Regions from separate parts of the Homo sapiens genome. Here region 2 is linked to region 1. Evidence: chromatin loops called from intact Hi-C (ENCODE). Cell type or tissue: heart left ventricle. All regions are shown on one strand.

Region 1 (8,000 bases):
TGTTCAGATTCCCTGATTGTCTCATACATGTTTCTTTATGACTGGTTCAAATCAAGATGGAAACAAAGTCCACACATTTCATTCCATTAAGGTATCTCTGTCTCTTTTTTTGCCATTTACTTGTTGAAGAAACTGGACTGCATTAAATTAGCACACTGTCTTAAAGTGTTCATTTATAGATTAATTGAACATAACATCTTCAAATATGAGTTCCATGGGAGAATAAAATGTATTTGACGTTGTATATCTTTGCATTTTTTAGTACAAATAGTAATAAGTCACTACTCAACATAATGAATCATCAGCCAAAATAAGAAAAAATATCCATTAAGATTAAGCTTGTTCCTTTCAGCCGGAACCGCCATCTTCCAGTAATTCGCCAAAATGACGAACACAAAGGGAAAGAGGAGAGGCACCCAATATATGTTCTCTAGGCCTTTTAGAAAACATGGAGTTGTTGCTTTGGCCACGTATATGCAAATCTATAAGAAAGGTGATATTGTAGACATCAAGGGAATGGGTACTGTTCAAAAAGGAATGCCCCACAAGTGTTACCATGGCAAAACTGGAAGAGTCTATAATGTCCCCCAGCATGCTGTTGGCATTGTTGTAAACACACAAGTTAAGGGCAAGATTCTTGCCAAGAGAATTAATGTGCGTATTGAGCACATTAAGCACTCTAAAAGCTGAGATAGTTTCCTGAAACACATGAAGGAAAATGATCAGAAAAAGAAGGAAGCCAAATAGAAAGGTACCTGGGTTCAACAGAAGCACCAGCCTGCTCCACCCAGAGAAGCACACTTTGTGAGAACCAATGCGAAGGAGCCTGAGCTGCTGGAACCTATTCCCTATGAATTCATGGCATAACAGGTGTTAATAAATAAATAAAAGACCTCTGGGCTGTAAAAAAAAAAAAAAAAAAAGATTAAGCTTGTTAAAATGCTACTTCTGAAGGCTCAGTGATCCTAATTTCCTCACTTGACCTTAATTTAGGACTGCATCAAAAAAAACTATTGTTTCTCATAGACTTTTTGGGAATGAAGATGATGACAATTACTTAATATAAGGTATAATAAAATAATAAATAATAAAATTTAAAATCAAAATTACCTCCCAACTGGAATACTGATTGTATTAGTTTCCCAGGACTGCCAAACATAAATTTATTATTTTACAGTTCTAGAGGCTAGACATCCCATATAAAGGTGTTGGTAGGTTTGGTTCCTTCTGTGGACTGTGAGGAAGAATCTGTGCCATTCCTCTCCCCTAGCTTCTGGTGGTTTGCTGGCAATCTTTGGCGTTCCTTAGCTTGCAGGAGCATTTGGTGTTCCTTAGCTTGTAGAAGCATTACCCCAGTTTCTGCCTTCGTCTGCACATGGCTTTCTCCCAGGTTTCCAGATGTTGGTGTCTGGGTTTGTGTGTCTTTTTCCAAATTTCCCCCTTTTTAATAAAGATACCAGTTAAAATGGATTAGGAGGCCACCTTACTCTAGTATGACCTCATCTTAACTAATTACATCTGCAACAGAGCTTTTTCCAAATAAGATCTCATTCTGAGGCTCTGAGGGTTAGGACTTTAACATATGAATTTTTGGGGGACAAAAGTAACCCCGCTCTTCTATTTTAAATTAATGTATAACATTTTCATTGACCTTTCATCAATTTACCAATTTGCTTTTTTTCCCACCTGGTTTACTTCTCTGGAAAAAATCCGGGCCGGGCACAGTGGCTTATGCCTGTAATTCCAGCACTTTGGAAGGCCAAGGCAGGCAGATCACAAGGTCAGGAGTTCGAGGTCATCCTGGCCAACATGGTGAAACTCCGTCTACACTAAAATACAAAAAGCTAGCCGGGTGTGGTGGTGCGGGCCTGTAGTCCCAGCTACACAGGAGGCTGAGGCAGGGGAATCGCTTGAACCCGGGAGGCAGAGGTTGCAGTGAGCCAAGATCGCACCACTGCACTCCAGCCTGGCAACAGAACGAGACTCTGTCTCAGCAAAAAAATAAATAAATAAATAAATAAATTTACCTCACCTCACATCACGTAGAGATTAATTATGCATCTGTAATAATGGGGGTGTCTGGGTATCTTCATTTCTGATGCTGAAATTTTTTAATATCTTTCTAACAAGGTCTGAAATTGTATTTCGAATTGATGAGCTAACATATAGTAATTGTGGAGAACATTTGAGAATTGCTGGGAATGACTAAAAATATTTAGGACGAGGAAAAAACTTGCAGCTGTCAACATATAATAGTTTTGCTCAAAGAAAGTGAGCTTCTGGCCAGGCGTGGTGGCTCACACCTGTAATCCCAGCACTTTGAGAGGCCAAGACAGGTGGATGACAAGGTTAGGAGTTCAAGACCAGCCTGACAAACATGGTGAAACCCCATCTCTACTAAAATACAAAAATTAGCTGGGTGTGGTGATGTGCGCCTGTAGTCCCAGCTGCTCAGGAGGTTGAGGCAGGAGAATCGCTTGAACCCGGGAGGTGGAGGTTGCAGTGAGCCAAGACTGAGCCACTGCACTCCAACCTGGGTGACAAAGCGAGACTCTGTTTCAAAAAAAGAAAAAAAAAAAAAGAAAAGAAAAAAGGGTATCTACATAGAAGCACTCAGAAAAAAAAAAAAGGATAAAAAAGTTCTAAGACCCTGTTCACAATAACCACCATATTCGTTCATCACTAAAGCAATCTTAATAGTGGTTTAAAAATATACAGAATTGTTCTCCAAACTAATCTTCAATATCACATAATATTAAGTAAAAAATAAACATTTCAAACGTTTTAACAGATTACTTCAGCAATATTATGAACTCTACAATTTCATGAATTTTAATGTCTTCTTATCCCCTAACCTTTGGCGTTCGGCTGCCCTTTAAACAGGCCACTCAGCAACAAATACTTTTATAGGGCAGATAGCCTTTAAGTGTGTAATTTACAAGATGAAATTTACTGGTTTCATTGTTCTTTTTTTTTTTTTTTTTTTTTTGAGACGGAGTCCTGCCCTGTCGCCCATGTTGGAGTGCAATGGCCGGATCTCAGCTCACTGCAACCTCCACCTCCTGGGTTCAAGCGATTCTCCTGCCACAGCCTCCGATTCTCCTGCCTCAGCCTCCCGAGCAGCTGAGACTACAGGCACGCGCCACCACGCCCAACTAATTTTTGTATTTTTAGTAGAGACGGGGTGGGGGACAGGGGGTGGGGTGGTCTCACCATATTGGCCAGGCTGGTCTCAAACTCCTGATCTCGTGATCCACCCTCCTCGGCCTCCCAAAGTGTTGGGATTACAGGTGTGAGCCACCGTGCCAGGCCCATTGTTCCTTTTTTAAAATAGTATTGGTAGTTTTGTATGTATTGAATTATTTGAAAATAAGACCATCCGGGCTGAAGTCTGTTATTACCGTTGATGACAACTGAAACTGGTGGAATTACTACCGTTGATGAGACCTGAAGTTGGTCAAACGAAAGCAAAACAAACCCGCCCAACGTGGGGCTCGAACCCACGACCCTGGGATTAAGAGTCCCATGCTCTACCGACTGAGCTAGCCGGGCAGTTAGAGAAAAGTGTTGTTCCTAGATCTTTTCAAAGGAATAAGATTGTTTTGATTTGTTCTAAGAATTACATTTCGTATTAAATGATTTTTCTATTTTATATATATATATATATATATATTTTTTTTTTTTGGTAAAGTTTTTCATGACTTTTAAAACTTGTGTTTCATGTCTGATTCTGTGCGCACAAACTTCTGTTGTTTAATAAAAATGTATAAACAGCCCTCTAGTGGTCAGCACCTTTCCGTTTCCTTAAAGGTAAGGCGGGCCAAGGAAGGCGATGCCGACTCCAGCCCGGAGAATAGGAGTGAGTGTAGGGGTGCTTCCAGTTCATCCTAAAGATTCCCGCCGGCAGAGCGCCCACCCCTTGAAGCGCGGGGACCAGAGAGGTTCTCAGCACCCTCGTGGCCCACTGCAAAAGATGGCTGCGGAGAAATGTCCTGCACACTCTCTGGAAACAATTGGAACTGAAAGCCCAGCTGCAGAGCTGGCTGGCCTCTCGGCATCGTGTGACTTAGAGATTTTCGGAATTCTTTTCTTTGGCATGACGGTGGTTCAACTAAGACATACCATGGTGTTTACACGAGAGATTAGAAAGCTAAAGCAGTCTCAGCGAGTAATTGAAAATACCGTAGAGTTTGCTCACACTCAAAACTAAAAAGTGAAAAAATTTATTCCATAGACTGATAGAACCTCAGTGTGGGAAGGGACCATTATTCCAAGCCTCTCCCTACTAAAAAAAAAAATAATAAATAAAGATTTATTCTGTTTTCCAGAATAAGTGATTTCACAGTAGCCAAACAGTCCCAGTTAATGAGGGAAACTACTTTGTAAGAAAAAAACAAAGGCCGGGCGCGGTGGCTCACGCCTATAATCCCAGCATTTTGGGAGACCGAGACGGGCAGATCACGAGGTTAATAGATCGAGACCATCCTGGCCAACATGGTGCAAACCACGTCTCTACTAAAAGTACAATCGGGCGTGGTGGCGCATGCCTGTAACCCCAGCTACTTGGGAGGCTGAGGCAGGAGAATCGCTTGAACGTGGGAGGCCGAGGTTGTAGTGAGCCGAGATCGTGCCATTGCACTCCAGCCTGGCAAGGGTGTAATCCTGTCTCAAAAAAAAAAAAAGCAGGATTAGAAAAGCATACTTTGGCAAATTCATTTATTATTATTATTATTGACATAGAGTCTTGCTCTGTTGCTCAGGCTGAGTGCAATGGGGCGATATCAGCTCACTGCAACCCCCACCTCCAGGTTCAAATGATCACTCCTGTCTCAGCCTCCTGAGTAGCTGAGATTACAGGCGTGCACCACCACGCCTGGCTAATTTTTGTATTTTTAGTAGAAATGTAGTTTCGCCATGTTAGCCAGACTGGCCTCAAACTCCTGACCTCAGGTGATCCACCCGCCTCGGCCTCCCAAAGTGCTGGGATTACAGGAGTAAGCCACCGCATCCAGCAGTGGCAAATCCTTTTAAACAAGGGTTGTCAATTATGGTTAAACCATTACGTTAATTTTATATGTTAATAGTTGGTAGAGAACTGGATATTTACAGGGTCGAAGTAACACCACACAGGTTACTAGATGCAAGGAGGACAATCTCACTGAATGATGGCGGGTTCAGGTTGTTATTACCTTAATCCAGAAATTAATCTGAGTTTTGCTAGTGCTTTACTAATCTTCAACAAGATAGATAGTGTATCTTTAGCAGTGATACAACACAAAATCAATGATAATTATTTATTCTAGTCAAAAAATGTTTTTGATTAATTAGTATCTAAAGGTCCATAGGCCTTTTGATATTAATTCCAGTTTACAGGAAATATAAAGGATAGAGGAACAAGATGAATGACACCATAAGGAGCCAATAACACAAAGTCAGAGGGTGGGAAATTCTCCAGGACAACTAACCTTCAAGAAGTATTATATATTTTTTAATGACTTTTGCTAGTTTTTTTTTTTTTTTTGAGACCGAGTTTTGCTCTTGTGGCCCAGGCTAGAGTGCAGTGGCGCACTCTCGGCTCACTGCAATCTCTGCCTCCCGGGTTCAAGTGATTCTGTTGCCTCAGCCTCAGCCTCCCGAGTAGCTGGGATTACAGGTGCGTGCCACCACACCCAACTAATTTTTGTATTTTTAATGGAGACAGGGTTTCACCATGTTGGCCATGGTCTCGAACTCCTGACCTCAGGTGATCCACCCGCCTCGGCCTCCAAAAGAACCAGGATTACATGTGTGAGCCACAGTGCCTGGTCAACTTTTGCTAGATTAAAAGAGACAAAAGGGCCATAATAGTCAGATGCAATAGGTGATCCTAGATTGGATATGTTCTGGAAAAACTAGTTATAAAGAGATTTTGGAGTCAACTGGAGAAACTTGCATATAGTTTGAATATTGGATGAGATGAAAATTTACTGTAATGGAAAGTGGAGATGTTTGGCTGCAAAAAGCAAGTTATAGAATAAATGTAATCACTCATTTTGGTAAAAAGAATGCCATTTACTAAGATATTAATATTATTATTTGGGTAGTGGGAATCTGAACGTTTTACTTTTTTAATTTTTTGCTTGTCTTTATTTTCAAATTTTCTAAAATGCATATGTATACTTCTGTAATATTAAAAGGGTTATTTTTTAAAAGTACATGAGAAAGAAGAAAGAAAGGAAAGCAAAGATAAAACTTTAAAATGTGGCCAACAATTAGACTTACAGAAATGAGATCTGGGCCAGGCAAGGTGGCTCACCTGTGATCCTACTACTTTGGGAGGCCAAGGTAAGAGGATCACTTGAGCCTACTAGTTCTAGACCAGCCCTAACAACAAAGCAAGACCCCCCACGCCCAGCATGGTGACACACACCTGTAGTCCCAGCTACTTGAGAGGCTGAGGTGGGAGAATCGCTTGGGCCTCCCATCTCAGCCTCTCTTGGGAGGTCAAGACTGCAGTGAGCCTTGGTCACGTCATTGTACTCCAGTGTACTTCAGTGGGTGACAGTAAGAAACCTTGTCTCAAAAAAAAAAAAAAAGAGAGACTCAGAAGTTCTGGATACTTCTTTTGTATAAGTGGACTACAAATCTCATCCGAAGCTTTCTAGCAGTCATGGTGGAAAAGGAAAGCTGATCAGTTACACAATTCATAGGGTCCTCACAATGAAGCCATTTAAACCAAATCAACTCCTTGGTTACTCAGATCAAAAAGCAAGAGGAGTATATAGATCCTGTTATTCAGAAATAAATGCTGCTAAACCTAAGATATCTGGATCCTTGTTCCTTTTGTATGTGTGTGTCTGCGTTTCTTTCTTTTTCTTTTCCTTTTTTTTTTTTTTTTTTTAGACAGAGTCTTACTCTGCTGCCCAGGCTGGAGTGCAGTGGTGTGATCTTGGCTCACTGCAATCTCTGCCTCTTGGGTTCAAGCAATTCTCCTGTCTCAGCCTCCCAAGTAGCTGGGAGCCCAGCTAATTTTTGTATGTTTTTAGTAGAGACGGGATTTCACCATATTGGCCAGTCTGATCTCGAACTCCTGACCTTGTAATCCGCCCGCCTCGGCCTCCCAAAGTGCTGGGATTACAGGCATGAGCCACCACGCCCAGCCTCTTTTTTTTTTTTAATTGTGGCAAAATATACATAACATAAAATTTACCATCTTAACCATTTTTAAGTGCACAGTTCAATGGCGTTAGGTACATTCACATTATTATGTGACCATCACCACTATCTATCACCAGAACTGTTTCATCACCCCAAACTGAAACTGCATGCTTAGCAAACTGTAACTTCACATTGCCCTCTCCCCCCATCAGCTCCTGCAACAACCACTTTTTTTCTTTTTTTTTTTTTTTTTTTTTGAGACAGAGTCTCGCTCTGTCACCCAGGCTGGAGTGCAATGGTGCAATCTCGGCTCACTACAACCTCCACCTCTCGGGTACAAGCAATTCTCCTGCCTCAGCCTCCTAAGTAGCTGGGATTACAGGTGCGCACCACCACGCCTGGCTATTTTTTTTTTTTTTTTTGAGATGGGAGTCTCGCTCTTTCACCCAGGCTGGAGTGCAGTGGTGCGATCTTGACCCACTGCAAGCTCCACCTCCCAAGTTCACGCCATTCTCCTGCCTCAGCCTCCCGAGTAGGTGGGACTACAGGCGCCTGCCACCACGCCCAGCTAATTTTTGTATTTTTAGTAGAGACGGGGTTTCACTGTGTTAGCCAGGATGGTCTCGATCTCCTGACCTCATGATCCGCCCGCCTCGGCCTCCCAAAGTGCTGGGATTACAGGCGTGAGCCACTGTGCCAGGCCGACGCCCGGCTAATTTTTGTATGTAACCACCATTCTACTGTCTCGATGAATTTGACTATTCTAGGTACTCATATGGGTGGACTCATACAATTTTTGTCTTTTTGTGTCAGGCTTATTTTATTTCACATAATGTCTTCAAGGTCCATCCATATGGTAGCAT
Region 2 (8,000 bases), 320 kb before region 1:
TCTAAAGGGACTATTTACAAAGGTGTGCTTGAGATTTAAAGAATCTGAAGATAGTGCTATAACCCAGGGTAGCAATTGCAAAGCCATTACCACTCCTAAGCCTAAGGGCCGAGGGGAGGAAGCAGTTGTTAAAACCCAGAGGGAGAGAGAAGCATAGAAAGGAGGCCACCAAGGGAAACAGTGTCCTTTGGTTGAAGGACACAGGTGACCACCCTGGGAGGAAGTGAGCGGAGTAAACACCCCCACCCTCTCTCTGATTCCAGCTGGAGCACCCATTGGCCAAACCCAACAAGAAGCGCAAGAATGGGTGAGCCTGGCCATACAGGTCAGTTTCTGGGGCAGAAAGCGGGGTGGAAAAAGGTGACAGTGGGTCTGGAGGGACAGAAAGACACCTGGTACGAGCATGTTACATTTGTTGGGGACAAAGTTAAAATCCTGCCTGTCATTTCAATGAAGCGACTACAACAATATTCAGGATGGCAGATATTTAAGAGCAGCATCTAGAAACAATGATTAAAAGGGTTCAGTCGGCTACAAGTCCAATATTCAGCCATTCATTCATTTACTCAGCAAATGCAGGGAATGCACACTGTGTGTCCAGACCTGCACTAAGCATGACAATACAAAAATAAACAGAACAAGAATGTATCCTGAGCAGAGGACATACTGGCATACAGTCGGTGCTCAGTGAATATATGTGGAACATGTGAATGAATCAACTTCATCGTAATGGACTGTCTTCATAGTCCAATATGGACATAAGATGATTTGGTGGCAGCAGTGACTAGGGGAGGGGAGGCGGAGGGCAGGGACAGGTAGTATCAGACCCAGTCACAATGCTTGTTGAAGTGGTGGTAAGGGGATTGGGAGACTCTCTTCTAGACAGAAATGCGGGGCATGTCCAGGGCCCTGGCTCCCTCAGGTCCCATGTGCAAAAAGAAGCATGACATCCAAAAGCTCGATGGTTTCCCAAATGCCCAGGGAAGCCCCAAGTGCGAAGGCTGGCAGGGAGGTCAAGCCAGGTGAGTGGCGGCAGCCAGTCTCCCCTCAGCTGCCATGGCCGGTGGGCCCGGAGCACAGGGAGGGCAGGCACCAGGCTTGTGCAAACTCCAGCTCTCAGGCAGGTGTGATCCTGTTGTACCGTGTAGGGAGGGGTCCCTGAAAACTGTCAGTCTGAAGGCCCTGGAGGGGAGGTGTGGACTTCCGCATGGGTGATTCCCAAGCCCAGCAACAGAGCAGAGCAGGGTGTGGTCCAGGGAGTGTCAGGGTCAGATTCTGGGTCACCATCACCACCCCAGGAAAAGAGAAATCCAAATAGCAAAAATAAAGAAGAAATGGGCAATTTTAGCTGATGGGGGGCAAATGGAGGTTTCTTGGGGGAAGACAAAGAGGCTGTCTTCAGACCTCCAAACCGAGTCTGAAGGCCAGCTGGGGCAATCGCTGGGGCAATCGCTGGGGCAATCGCTAAATCTGCCTGCTTGGAAGCAGCATCAGCATCCGAGAGCTACCGTGCCTCCAGCCCAGGTCTGAGGTGTGAAGGCCTCCTGAAGCCCTGAGAGCCACTTTTGGGAAACCTCTCCAAATCCTGCACATGCTGCAAGACATGATTAAAACCCAGCCCAGCCATCTACAGGTTTTATGATTTGGGGCAAGTCAGTAAATGTCTCTGAGCCTCAAAGTCTGCAAATATCTAATGGGAGTAATCCAACTTCCCAGGGTTATTGTGAGGATCAGATGAACTCGTTATGGTAAAATACTTAGCACAGTACCTGGCACAGATTAGAGACCCAAGGGCTAATGCCTTTCTCCTCCTCCTTCACCTACTGCTTGATGCTTTGCAGAAAGCAGTGGTTCCGAAAGCAAATGGGGCTTTAAGAGTGAGGGTGGGACAACAAGACCATCTCTGTGGCCTAGAAGAGGCCGCATCATGGGGACTAGCGTCCTCCCAGTTCTGCCAGTTGTTCTTCCTGTCTTTGAAGTTCCCCAGGGACCACGGTGAGCCTATCCAGGCAAGAAAGCCCAGGCAGACTGGGCTCAGTGGCTCACACTTGTAATTCCAGTGTTTCGGAAGGCCAAGGCAGGGGGATCACTGAAGCCCAGGAGTTCGAGGCCAGCCTGGGCAACATAGGGAGACCGCTGTCTCTACAAAAAAAAAAAAATTAAAAAATTAGCTGGGCATGATGGTACACGCCTGTAGTCCCAGCTACTTGGGAGGCTGAAGTGGGAGGATCATTTGAGCCTGGGAGGTGGAGGCTGCAGTGAGCCATGGTCATGCCCCTATACTCCAGCCTAGGCGACAGAGCAAGGCCCTGTCGAAAGAAAGAAAGAAGAAAGAGAGAAACAGGTAGGGAGGGAAGGAGAGAAAGAAGGAGAGAAAGAGGGAGAGAGAGAAAGAAAGAGAGAGAGAAGGAGAGAGAGAGGAAGGAAGGAAGGAAGGAAGGAAGAAGGAAGGAAGGAAGGAAGGAAGGAAGCAAGCAAGCAAGCAAGCAAGCAAGCAAGCAAGCAAGCAAGGAAGGCCGGCCCAGACAGCGCCCTCAGCTGGTGGAGGTTTGCAGAGTTCCAGGGCTCAGCTACCAGCTTCTGGTCCCTACCTGACTCAGGGCTGCTGGGGACTGAGGAGCATCTCCTTGGCCGTCGAATGCATGTACCTGGAGAGCTTTTGCTTTTCATTTTCCTCCGGCCCTCTTAGCACGTCTCCACGCCACTGTCGAGCTGGATGCATCTGCCAAATGTAAATCCTCCGGGTTGTCTGAGTGAACAAGCATTCCAAAGGGGAAGCTCCTAGAATTCCTGGGCCCTGGTTGCCCTCAGAGCTCATCTAGACCAGAGAACGCTTTCAGAGGAACAGCCCTCTCTAAGAAGGCAATTAAAGCTCCACTCTTCCCCTCCAGAACTGCATAATTATACCTTGTACAAACACACACACACACAAAATTCTTAAAATTTCAAGTGTTTCACAGAATTCCCAGCCATGGATCCATAGATCTCAAGTTAAGAACCCTGGATTCACCTAACCCCCTCAGGTTGCAGATGTAGGAGCTGAGGCCCAGAGAGGGGAAAGGACTTGGATGGCCAAGATCACACAGGAGTTAGTGGCAGAGCCAGGGGAATATTTTCAAGCTGCCTCTGATACCTCTCTTGGGCTTCTTGATGCTCCTTTCAGTGTGAGAGCATGAGGAATAGGAGAAGGAGCCTGAAAGCCCTATAATCCTGACAGGCAGCACTCTGGCCGAAGGTGGGATCATTTGCGTAAAAGCTCACATTTGCCTAAACCTGGAGAAATAATAGCAGGGTTTCTCTCCAGCTGCCAGGGCCCTTTCTCACCACCAGGTGGCGCTTGCATCATGCATTAGACTGGAGTTACAGCCAGAAAGCACTTGAAAATAGGGGAGATCTCAGTTCGTCTCCTGATTACAGATGGGGAAACTGAGTCCAAGAGAAAGCAAAGGACTTCTTGAGTTATCCTGGACAATTATCTTCCTTGTCCATGATCCTGTTTCCCTTGTCCAACCACAAGTAAGGCATTTAGACTAGAATCAGTTTCCAACAATGGAACTTTGGGTGTAGCGGAAGTTGCTTGGGGAGGTTTCTTGGGGAAGACACAGAGGCTGTCTTCAGGCCTCCGAGTGAGCAGAGCCTCTGAGCCCCTCACTCTGTGCTGCCACGAGCCCAGCCCCATTTTACCTGTTTGACACACTAAGCTTCAATGTATAATTTCATTCAAACAAAGGGTTATGTGCCTAAAATACTTTGAAAATCCCTGATCAGGAATTCCACACAACTCTACTCTAGGTATCTTTGTGGCTTCAAACACTCAAGTGTTTCCAAACTGGCAAAGGCACATGGTGCTGATAAGAGGAGAGAGGCTGGAGAGACCCCCAGCCAGGAGGGCAGAGCTGGGATTCAAGCCCAGCTGGGATTCAAGCACATCTGACTTCAGATGCGGGCTCCTTCACAGCGTCAGCCATGCACAATAATGGAGCACCTACGTTGCACCAGGGATTAGCCCTGTGTATGTTCAGTGCAGTCACATCTGTTATTTAATCTGCCTCTCCCAACTTTGTCACTGTGTGTAAGGATTACCTCCCCATTTTACAGATGAGAAAACTGAGGCTCAAATGATCTGTTTAAGAGAGAAAAATGAACCAGATTTTCTCACAGATAAGATTATCTTGGTCTTCCAGTCTCTCCAGGGGAATCTAGAAATAAGCAGGAAAACTATGGGTACCCCCAGAGCACCCCTGACCCAGGCCTCTCCTTGTGGTCCACTCACTGCCTCTGTCTCTTGGGTACACATCTCCATCCCTTCATTCATACTCAGCTCCTCCCTCCCTCTTTCCCACTATAGACTCCCTGGACATCCCCAGCCTGATCTCCTTGACACCAGTCAACCTTCCACAGACCCCAGGAAGCCTGACACCTGGATTAGGCAGGAGGCTGCCTGGGACCCAAACCCCTCCCCAATTCACCATGTCTGCAAGCTCACCACTAAGAGTGTCAATATTTGGGGCTGAAGACTTTTCCCATGGTAAAACTAAAACCTCTGGGAAGCCACATATTTTAATCTAAAATTAGACATTTGAATCCCAGAGCGAGTGAGTATCTGATCTTTTCCAGAGAGCAAGGAGAGAAGAAAAAAATTACACAAAGTCTGGGAATTGCGGCTTACACCTTCAATCCCAGTACTTTGGGAGATGAGGTGGGAGGATTGCTTGAGCCCAGGAGCTTGAGACCAGCCTGGGCAACATAGTGAGACCCCATCTCTACAAAAAAATTTTTGAAGAATATCCTGGCATGGTGGCCTACACCTGTAGTCTCAGCCACTCGGGAAGCTGAAGTGGGTGGATCACCTGAGCCCAGGAATTTGAGGTAGCAGTGAGCTATAATCATGCTACTGCACTCCAGCCTGGACAACAGAGCAAGACCTTGTCTCTGAAAAAGAAGGAAGGAAAGAAAGAAAAGAAAGAAAGAGAGAGAGAGAAAGGAAGGAAGGAAGGAAAGAAAGGAAGAGGGAGGAAGGGAGGGAGGGAGAAAAAGAAAGAAAGAAAGAAAAGAAAGAGAGAAAGAAAGGGAAGAAAGAAAGAGAAAGGAAGGAAGGGGAGGGAGGGAGGAAAAGAAAGAAAGAAAGAAAGAAAGAAAGAAAGAAAGAAAGAGAAAGAAAGGAAGGAAGGAAGAAAGAAAGAAAGAAAGAGAAAGAAAGGAAGGAAGGAAGAAAGAAAGAAAGAAAGAGAAAGAAAGGAAGGAAGGAAGAAAAGACAGAAAGAGGAAGGGAGGGAGGGAAGGAGGGAGGGAGGAAGGGAGGAAGGAAGGAAGGAAGGAATGGAGGGAGCGAGGGAGGGAGGGAGGGAAAAAGAAAAGCAAAGAAAAATTACATGAAGATTCCCGGAAGTCAGAGGGGCGGAGGCTGAAGGGAGGCAGTGTGCACAGTGCGGATGCCATGGGCACCAAGGATTGTCATCATTTACCCATGGGGCTCTCTCCCCCAAGACTCCCACATTCTTAAATGTGTGTGTTCAAGGCCAGCCCCCAAGCTGGGTACAGCTAAAGAGATTCACCAGGTAAAGTTCTTGCCCTTGGGGAAGGCAGAAACGAATACACACAATACCACGTGAGCGAGCAATGAGAGAGTTGCCTCGTTGTCGTGTGGGAGCCCAGAGCTGAGGACACTATCCTCTACCAGGGAGTCAGGGAAGACCCAAGGAAGTGACAGTGGCCTAGAATCAGAAAGGGTGAGCTTGGGCAGTTCCAGTTTCTTTGGAAACTGAAGCTTACTCAGTGGTGTGCACGTGTGCGTGTGTGCACGTGCGCTGGCAAGAGGAAGTAGAAGCCTCTCTAAACAAAAGGATACAAAACCAAAATCGAGTACAAAATCTAATATTAATTTAGAATGAGAAAAGAAATCAGAACAAATTACTTTTTTTTTTTTTTTGAGACAGAGTCTCACTCTGTCGCCCAGGCTGGAATGCAATGGTGTGATCTTGGCTCACTGCAGCCTCCGCCTCTCGGGTTCAAGCAATTCTCCTGCCCCAGCCTCTGAGGAGCTGGGATTACAGGTGCTGACCACCATGCCCAGGTAATTTTTCTGTATTTTTAGTAGACACATGGTTTCACCATGTTGGCCAAGCTGGCTTCGAACTCCTGACTTCAAGTGATCCGCCTGCCTCGGCCTCCCAAAGTGCTGGGATTACAGGCGTAAGCCACTGTGCCCGGCCCAAATTACAATTTTTAAAACTGAAAATATTACCAAGCTCAAGAAAGTCAGAAAAATAACGTTTTTATTAATATTCCTGAATTGCCTCTAAAATGCTTTTCTACAATATGTATTTTTGTTTGTTTAATCTTTGATAGCCTCTGATATGATAATAATTTGTAATGCCACCTTTTCTTGTAAATACAACATTAAAATAAGTCTTTCATTTCACAGGTAGATCAGTAAAAAATATTTATTGATAATTTCACAATTTATTATTTGTAGAAACAATTTTTAGGATTGTTATCAATTTGGGAAAACCTCAAATCAAGGATCAAGGATCTTTTATATAAAAACTGCAAGATTTCAAGGCATTTCAGGTTTCTTTTGCAATAATTTCTCTTTAAATTGATGGCACTCACTAAACACCTGGTCACCAATGTACTTGTGGTAGCAGCATATTGTAGGTTTCATGTTATCTTTGTCAATGTTGATTCATTCCAAATCAGCAAGAAATATAAATCTTTTATAAATATATTCATATGATTTTCTCCTCTTCATTAATTGGATAAGCAAACCATCCAAGAACCAACCCATTACTTATATTTAAAGTTCATCTCCTCTTAATAAATTATATACAATATGTGTGTAATTCACTCCTTGATGACAGAATAATTTTGTTGCTTATCTTTATAGCTTTTGTTTCAAATTTCATTAATTTGTATTTGAATATTCTCTCAGTTCTTTAATAAACTAAAGATATCCAAAAAAAGGTTTCCATCAAGTATGTCCTAACCAGGAGTCTGTGATTTCTCTCTTGTTTTACAGAAACATTCCAACATGTCTTCCCAAACTGTAGTTATAATGACATGTTTGAGCTTATTCACCTTTTTTAAATGAAGTTTTTGTATCTTGTACTTGAATTTCTCTTCTATCTTTAAAAAAAGAAAATGTGTTTAGGCTCCTTAAAATACCATGAGCCCACGTGGCAAGGCTTGACCTGTGCATTTTGGGTTCTAGCCAAGGAGAACTTGAGTTGGGGGAACATTTAGCTTGTGTTAGTGAGGTTCACCATCAATTCGATTTAGAGTTAAGTTATTGTGAGCCTTTTCGAGTGTAGGAGGGGCTTCCAGGAATACTCTCTCCACACCCTGCTCCTTGCCAGACCGCTGGTGCCAGGGCCCTGAAGGGCTAGGCCAGCCATTGTACCACAGTATGAATGTTACTGACTCCTCCAGTGCCACAGACATGACAGCAGGTGTGACGAAGGGGACGATGGAGTAGAAAGAGCCAGTGGGCATAGCCAACTGTAGTCAAAATACAGTATCTTACTTTAGCACTTTTTTTTAAATTTTAAAAATTAATGTCTTTGGGAGGCTGAGGTGGAAGGATCACCTGAGGTCAGGAGTTCAACACCAGCCTGACCAAGATGGCGCAACCTTGTCTCTATTAAAAATACAAAATTAGCTGGGCATGGTGGCACATGCCTATAATCCCAGCTACTTGGGAGGCTGAGGCAGGAGAATTGCTTGACCCAGAAGTGTGTGAGGTTGCAGTGAACCGAGATCAGGCCATTGCAGTCCAGCCTGGGTGACGGAGCGAAACTCCATCTCAAAAAACAAAACAACAAAAAAAAATTAATGCCAAATGAACACATTGTTAAAGCCTCTCCTGGGCCTTGGGCTGTGCACTGACATTTCCTTAGCTTCCTATATATTTACCTCTGAAGGTAAGAAGGGTAAGCCACAGAGAGAAAAGGGAATTCCAAGCAAAGGCAACGAGCATGAGCAAAAACACAGTGGCCACTCAT

The links. Hi-C counts contacts between places; a loop is a spot of excess contacts. Peaks named below come from ENCODE experiments on the same cell type or tissue, not always from the same donor. Only the 100,000 strongest peaks of a DNase experiment are listed, where the experiment ranks them.
Region 2: it touches region 1 in a loop (4-fold over the local background); 7 of 110 quality-filtered maps call a loop at or near these places.

The regions. Positions count from the first base shown.
Region 1 is chr15:78,856,114-78,864,113 of GRCh38, reverse strand. It overlaps TRK-CTT1-2 (tRNA-Lys (anticodon CTT) 1-2), which reads right to left and starts at 3,552; the gene lies at 3,480-3,552. LOC124903535 (a long non-coding RNA gene) reads right to left here and starts at 3,251. Exons shown (of 2, transcript XR_007064727.1): 1 at 3,214-3,251; 2 at 1-1,440. It also overlaps the pseudogene RPL21P116. In heart left ventricle, CTCF peaks have their summits at 3,590 and 3,789 (motif pointing left); DNase peaks (open chromatin) are centred at 3,483 and 3,869; H3K4me3 peaks cover 1,312 bases; H3K27ac peaks cover 471 bases.
Region 2 is chr15:79,179,897-79,187,896 of GRCh38, reverse strand. No RefSeq gene overlaps it. Among named protein-coding and RNA genes, the nearest start is that of MIR184, 26 kb to the left of the region's middle. In heart left ventricle, CTCF peaks have their summits at 3,115 and 3,325 (motif pointing right); DNase peaks (open chromatin) are centred at 1,058 and 3,316.